Regions from separate parts of the Homo sapiens genome. Here region 2 is linked to region 1. The links are chromatin contacts, found by Hi-C or POLR2A ChIA-PET in ENCODE. All regions are on one chromosome and are shown on one strand. The core of a region is the stretch at or near the end of the contact, and the rest is flanking DNA. Distances in the headings are between cores, read along the strand shown.

Region 1 (3,595 bases), core at 1,082-3,581:
GGGTATTCAGGTATGAAGGTCACTTTTACTCAAAAAAAAAAAAAAAAAAAAAAAATCCTGCCAGATGAATTTACCTTTCTCTTTAAAAAATAATCTTCAGGTTCTGAGGTAGAGGAAACAGGTGAGGTTGTCCCTAACAGCCTCCAAGTGAACAGAATGAACTTGATTCTTTCCACAAGCTTCCCTCCACTAAAGGCAGTTTATTTCTATTAATGTTCCACCAACAAAGCTACAGTACTCAGTTCTTACTGCAACAGAATAGTCACATATACCAAAATAACTTGTAGGCAGTGTTACACATTAGAAAAATATACCTATCATTTTATTATTAAACCAGAAAAACCCTGCTGACAATCAACAAAAGGTCTCCCAGCAACTGAAAAGCAGAGAAACTAAGCAAAGATTTTTTCTTTGGAGACATGAAACTCATTCAGCTAAGAAGGATGGATTTTATCACTTATTATTCTCCAAAATGGAAGGTGCCACATGGAGACCATAAACGGGGTACACTGCATCTTGGAGCAACGTTATTATGTGTCAAGTTACAAAGCCCATGAATACAAGGGGTGTATTAATGGAAAGACTGATACCATCTTACTACAGTGGCCTCTCTGTAGCTCCGGACAATGATCTGTTGAGGGTTTTCCAGGGATTTTGAATGTGCAACCTCCATACAAGCTCTCTTTTAAGGGGGCTGGCTTGGTGCTGAACAATCCCTCTTCGGAAAGAAAGCCAAAAGCCCCCACACGGGCTCCTGGGTGAGAGGCTCAGCACTGTAGGCGTGGGAAGGCTCAGACTTCAGAGACATAAAGGAGTGGTAGGTGGGCCAGGAAGAGCTGGGATTAGCCTGGGCCCACCTGCCTGGAGGAGAACCAGACCCAAAAGATCAGACTTTCCGAGAATGAGTCCAAATGGGTTGAGAGAAAGGGAGCACACACTGCAAATCTGCAAGGATGAAGTCAGTTACCCGAGAGCAAACCACACCTCAAGGTGTGAAGGAAGATAACCAGAAACAGGAGCTGGCACATGCCTTCCAGGGGCTGGGCAAGGCTTGACTCTCAGAGGTGAGGGTTGGCAGCCAGCCCCAAACCCCCATTTTAACTTCTTCCTGAAACTGCTCCAGGAACCTTCCTTAGTCCCAGACACGTGGGACGCAGTGGTACAAAGCCAGCCACACTAAATTTCCCACCTTCCCTTCCTCGGTGGAGGGGGCAACCCTTACAGAAAAACGTATCCTGTCGCCACCCTTAGGCCCATCCACGAACTCCCGTAACTCTGCTGGGGCCACTTCAAAAGAAGTCAGACTCCAGGGGCATTATTGGGACCCCTTAGATACATGGAACCTTCAAACCTTACCCTGGCTATGGTATGACCATGGACTCCTGCCTCCAAACCCTGGGCTGGGGACCCTCGCCCAACCCTTAAAGAGCCTCAGAACCACCTCATAGACTCAGCTACAGACCCTCAGCCTCCCGAACCCATCTTGGAACCCTCAATCCTCTCCTAAGAGTCCTATTTGGATAGTCCACTCAGTCCCCCAAAACCTACTCTGATCCCCTATAGCTGCCTCAGTCCCCCTGGTTGTCCCCAACCTTTCCTCTCAAAGGAAACCCCCCAACCTCTACCAGATCTAGCTCTTGGTCCCCCTCAGTCACCCCTAATCCTCGCCTCCGACTCAGCCCTTATTACTCTCCCCGCTCCTCCGACCAAACCAATCTCAGATCCCCCCAGTTCCGTCCTCTTCCGCCTAGACCCAACGATAGCACTCTAATCCCCAAATTCCCATTCCAGGCTCCCTAATCTCCACTTCAGACCCAGCCTTAAGTCTTCAGACCCAGCCTTAAGTCCTCAGCCCCACAAAACCTTGTCTCAGGACCCCCAATCGGCTCCCCAAGCCCCGTCTCAGGACCCTTTTTCCCGCCTCCGCCCTAGTCTCGGTCCCCTCAGTGCCTCAAACCCCCTCTCAGGCCCCCTATTCCTGCCTAAGCACCAGTCGCGGTTCCCTGGCTCCCGCACCCCGCCCCAAGCGCCCCCATTTCTAGCCCAGTCCCCTCAACACGACCGGAGGCGCCGCGGTCGCCTCCGCCTCCGGCCACCGTTCGAGGAGCGAACCCCGCTCGAGGCCTCACAGCCGCCGCCTTAAGCCCAGCTCGGCTCACCTCCTCCATCTTCTGCACCATCTCCGTCAGCTGGCCCTCGTCCTCCAGCAGCTCGTTGAGCTGCACCAGCGACAGCCCGGCGAACCGGGCTTCGCTCCCGGCGCCCGCCATCCCCACGTCTCGGCCGTCGTCGCCACCGCCGCTGCGGCCACCAGGCTCCGCCGACCGGAAGCGCCGCCCTCAAGGGCCGCCCCCCGCGGGGGGGACACGTGACGCCAGCCCTGGGTCGTGACGTCATCACCGCGCGGGCGGGCGGACGTGACGTAAGTGTCGCGGCTCGCTTGGAGTGGAATGTGTCAGGGACAGTCGGGACTTCTAAAGGGAGGGGAAGGGCCCTATGATTGGGCTGTGACGCGTGAGCGCATTAATGACGTCACTGCGGCTCGGGAGAGCGCGCCATGAGGTCATAAGAGCCTTTTTCCTCCAGGAAGAGAGATACCGCGATCCAAGGAAAACAGGCAGTGGGAAGGAAGTTCCCGCAGCCTGTGAGCCCAGCCCGATGCACGGAACCCAAAAGACAGAGACTTCATGGGGAAACAACTTTAGGTGTCATTGGTTACTTGGAATTGTGGAGCTGCCACGTCATTCATTTAACAAATATGTTTTGAGACCTACTCTGTACTGGGCATTGAGTATACAGTTCTGAATAAAGCAAAACGGACCCCTGCTTACATGGAGCTAACAGAATGAAAGAGGACGCAAACAAAACAAGAAATAAGTAAAATAATTAGGCGATCACAAATAAGGGAATGGACACTGAAATAAGAAAATAAAAAGACCTTTAGGGTAGTAAGAGATGGCACTTTCGGAGAAGGTGGCGTCTAAGGAAATGTGAAGGATGAGAAGGGAGGAACCAGCCACCATTCCTGTAGGAAGCTCAAGGCAGCAAAACCAGCACGTGCAAAGGCCCTGGGACAGGACTAACTTGGTGCATTCAGGAATGGGAAGAAGGCCAGTAAGGCTGGAGCATTTTGAGCAAGGACCCATTGAGTGGCCCCTTTGCATCACCTCAGAGGAAGGTGCCCAGACATCCAGGTGGGCCAACCTGTGCTCTTTCAGAAACAACACGATTTAGGGTGCAGTCGCTCTCAGTCTCTCAGCTACCGGGAAGCCTCTTAAGATCCAGGAGCCTGGGAACTCATTATCCTACTTTGGAATCTGTCACAGTTCTAGTTAGAAGAAACCTAAGGCTGAGGTTAACCATGACAGCCCCCTAATTTTACACATAAGGGAACTGAAGCCCTGAGAAGGGGAAATTTTTTGGGCTTTTGCTTTGTTTCTGAAAATCAAGTAATTGGCAGGTCTCCTGGCTCCCAGTCTGGCGTCCACCACGCTGGCATCATAACACACTGACCTCGTCTCATAACTCAGCTCTGAACACAGTCGAGGCATTCAGCAAATGCTTATCGGCAGACTTAGGGGCTTTGTGTATAAAG
Region 2 (3,953 bases), core at 81-2,580, 560 kb after region 1:
CAGGTGTGGTGGCTCACGCCTGTAATCCCAGCACTTTGGGAGGCCAAGGCAGGCAGATCACTTGAGATCGGGAGTTCAAGACCAGCCTGACCAACATGGAGAAACCCCATCTCTACTAAAAATACAAAATTAGCCGGGCATGGTGGCACATGCCTGTAATCCCAGCTACTCGGAAGGCTGTCAGGAGAATTGCTTGAACCTGGGAGGCGGAGGTTGCGGTCAGCCGAGATCGTGCCATTGCACTCCAATATGGGCAACAAGAGTGAAACTCTGTCTCAAACAAAACAAAACAAAAACAAACAAACAAACAACAACATAGGGGTCTTGCTCTGTTGCCCAGGCTGACAGGCTGAACTTGAACTCCTGGCCTCAAGCCTCACGACTCAGCCTCCCTAGTAGCTGAAACTGCAGATGGCCTCCACTGACAGTGGCTACCATATATTTTCAAACATAAAATTTTAAGCTATAGATTTTTCTTTTTTTTGAGACGGACTTTCACTCTTGTTGTTCAGGCTGGAGTGCAATGGCACCATCTCAGTTCATCGAAACCTCTGCCTCCCGGGTTCAAGTGATTCTCCTGCCTCAGCCTCCTGAGTGGCTGGGATTACAGGCACATGACACCATGTCCAGCTAATTTTGTATTTTTAGTAGAGAAGGGGTTTCTCCATGTTGCTCAGGCTGGTCTCGAACTCCGAACCTCAGGTGATCCGCCCGCCTCGGCCTCCCGAAGTGCTGGGATTACAGGCGTGAGGCATGCCACCTGGCCTTTTTTTTTTTTTTTTTTTTTATAAAGAAATTGGGGCCGGGCGCGATGGCTCACGCCTGTAATCCCAGCACTTTGGGAGGCCGAGGCGGGCGGATCACTTGAGGTCAGAAGTTCGAGACCAGCCTGGCCAACATGGCAAAACCCTGTCTCTACTAAAAATACAAAAAATAGCCGGGCGTGGTGGCGGGCGCCAGTAATCCCAGCTACGCGGGAGGCTGAGGCAGGAAAATCACTTGAACCCGGGAGGCGGAGGTTGCAGTGAGCCGAGTTCGCACCACTGCACTCCAGCCTGGGCGACAGAGGGAGTCTCCGTCTCAAGAAAAAATAATAAATAAGAATAAATAAATAATAAAGTAAAATGTCCCAGGTAACTGCATATTCGATAGTCTTTCTTTCAACTTAGTTGTTGAATTAGCAATTTTTCTCTTAAAAAAATTTTTTTTTAGCTTATTGTCTTCGGAGATGATAACACCCTCGTTGCGTGGGAGTAAAATTTTAAAGGTAAAACAAACAGGAAACGAGCGTCGGCGGCGAATCTGCTGCTACCAATGTAAAGGTCAGGCCGAGGCCGGCGCGGAGAATCTGCTGTCGCCTGCAGCTGCTCGCCTGTCTCCGTCGGAAGGGAGCCCAAGCTTTGCAGAGGTGAGTGGAAGCGGCTTGGAAGGAGCGGGCCCCACGCCGGAGAGAAGGAAGAGGGAGTGCGGCCCAGACGCTGTGCCCGCGCTTGTGTGGGGCGCCATGTTGAAACCTGGCAAAGGGGACGACATTCTGGGTTGCGTTGCGGGGAGTGGGGACGAGAGCTGGATTGGAAGGATGGCGCCTTACTCCCTGCGGCCCCCAGAGAAGGAGAGGGGCGGGGGAGCGGCCTCGAGGGTTGGCGGCCAGGCTGCAGGCTGGATGGGAAGGATAGGCTTTTCCACAGAAACTTAGGTGTTTGCCTCCGAGGCCCACTGCGCATGCCCTGGAGGGCTCTGTGGGTTCCGCCTTCAGTTTTGCTTTTCACAGGAGGGGCAAAGTCTTTTTTTTTTTTTTTTCCTTTTTGAGACAGTCTTGCTCTGTCGCCCGGGCTGGAGTGCAGTGGTGCGATCTCGGTTCACTGCAACCTCCGCCTCCTGGGTTCAAGCGATTCCACTGCCTCAGCTTCCCGAGTAGCTGAGACTACAGGCGCCCGCCACCACGCCCTGCTAATTTTTTGTATTTTACTGGAGACGGGGTTTCACCATGTTAGCCAGGATGGTCTCGATCTCCTGTCCTCGTGATCCACCCGCCTCGGCCTCCCAAAGTGCTGGGATTACAGCCGTCAGCCACCGTGCCCGGCCAGGAGGGGCAGAGTCTTACCCCGAAGACCCAGGAAGGAGAGGCTTCATTTATTTTTTTGTTTTTCCCCAGAGACAGGGAGTCGCCCAGGCTGGAGAGCGGTGGCGCGATCTCGGCTCACTGCAGCGTCGACATTTCGGGTCAAGCAGTCCTCCCGCCTCAGCCTCTCAAGTATCTGGGACCACAGGCGCGACCCCACGCCCGGAGAATTGATTATTGATTGATTGATTGAAACGGGGTCTCACTTTGTTGCCCAGGCTGGTCTCGAATTTCTGGGCTCAAGCGATCCTCCAGCCTCGGCCTCTCAAAGTGCTGGTATTACAGGCGTGAGCCAGCGCGTGCCTGGCCAAAAATTTTCTAAATTTGTATAATAATTTATAATTGTAATGCATTTTTATAGACACCATATGATCTAATCTTCACAAAAACCTAGTGAAGTGACATTTAGCTACATTTCACAATAAGAATCCTGAAGCTCAAAATTTACTGACCTCAAATAATCCACCCGCCTTGGCCTCCCAAAGTGCTGGGATTACAGGCATGAGCCACCGCGCCCTGGCCCCCACCATTCATTTCGGCTCTCATCCCCTGTTGATGAGTAAAATGAGAATGAGGCCCAGGCGCGGTGGTTCACGCCTGTAATCCCAGCACTTTGGGAGGCTGAGGCAGGCGGGTCATCTGACATCAGGAGTTTGAGACCAGCTTGGCCAACATGGTGAAATCCTGTCTGTACTAAAAATGCAAAAATTAGCTGGGCGTGGTGGTGTGTGTCTGTAATCCCAGCTACTCGGGAGGCTGAGGCAGGAGAATCACTTGAACCTGGGAGGCAGAGGTTGCAGTGAGCCGAGATTGGCCATTGCACTCCAGCCTGGGTGACAGAGTGAGACTTTGTCTCGAGTAAAAAAAGAGAATGTAAAAATCGAAAGAGATTGTTGTAGGAAATCTCAACCTAATGCTGCCGGGGAGGAAGTGCACCTAGAAAGATTAATGAGAAACAATGAAACCAGCTGTTAGTATCTATAGAAGCATGCAGATGAGAGAGAGAACAAAATCCATGCTTATCCGTTTGTAATTCTCCTCCATTTTAATTTGAAGAAGTCTTAAAGTTTTGAACAGGAGCTCTGTGTACAATAATATCAGTTTTATTTGGTAGATCCTTGTGACTCCTGACTTCAAATGATCCGCTCATCTTGGCCTCCTCAAGTGCTAGGATTGCTGGCGTGAGCCACTGCACCGGGCCCCTTGTGACTTTTTAACGTTGAATGGGGAGGGGTTCTTTTCCTTCAGGAGAGGAGGGGTGGGTCTCAGCCTCAGACACCCAGAATACTGGTTTGTGTGTTTTCTTTTTCCTATCTTTATCTCCAAAACCTTATATTTTATGAAAAGCATCAGAGGAAACGATTAAGAGCTTTAGCTCTGGAGTCCACACTGCCCCTGGTTCTAACTCCTCCACTGGGCTACTTCTTAGCTTTAGGATTTGGGGCACAGGCTGCCTTTTTGTGTCTGACCTTTTTCATCTGAAAAGGCAATAATAATATAGTACCTAAGTCCTGGTATTGTTGAGAAGTGAGAGGAGTTAAGAGGTTAGTACAGGCTGGGTTCGCTGGCTCACATGTGTAATCCCAGCACTTTGGGAGGCTGAGGCAGAAGGATAGCTCATGCCCAGGAGTTCAAGATCAGCCTATGCAATATAGTGAGACCCCATCTCTACAAAAAAAAAAAAAAAAAAAAAAGCTGGGTATGGTGGCGCATAGTGAGTAATTCCAGGTACTCAGGAGGCTAGGGTGGGAGAGGCTGCAGTGAGCCATGACTGTGCCACTGTACTCCAGTCTGGGCAACAGAGCAAGACCCTGTCTCAAAAAAAATTCAA

The links. A loop is a pair of places that touch in the nucleus more often than their neighbours do. ChIA-PET counts read pairs that join two places held with the same protein, here RNA polymerase II (POLR2A). Pooled maps may share reads with other maps.
Region 2: a pooled map shows a loop between it and region 1 (2.8-fold over the local background). The contact joins the promoter of SNRNP35 here to the promoter of VPS37B in region 1. A Hi-C loop is called at or near these places in 2 of 37 single-sample maps with no recorded cell type and 7 of 50 pooled maps. POLR2A ChIA-PET finds 5 or more read pairs at or near these places in 2 of 52 experiments (activated T-cell and endothelial cell of umbilical vein).

Annotation. Positions count from the first base shown.
Region 1 is chr12:122,893,793-122,897,387 of GRCh38, forward strand. It overlaps VPS37B (VPS37B subunit of ESCRT-I), which reads right to left and starts at 2,332. Exons shown (of 4, transcript NM_024667.3): 1 at 2,160-2,332. The coding sequence starts at 2,270. RefSeq lists an enhancer at 1,996-2,145 and a silencer at 2,326-2,475.
Region 2 is chr12:123,456,809-123,460,761 of GRCh38, forward strand. It overlaps SNRNP35 (small nuclear ribonucleoprotein U11/U12 subunit 35), which reads left to right and starts at 1,331. Exons shown (of 2, transcript NM_022717.4): 1 at 1,331-1,408. RefSeq lists enhancers at 1,018-1,884, 1,559-1,638, 1,885-2,750.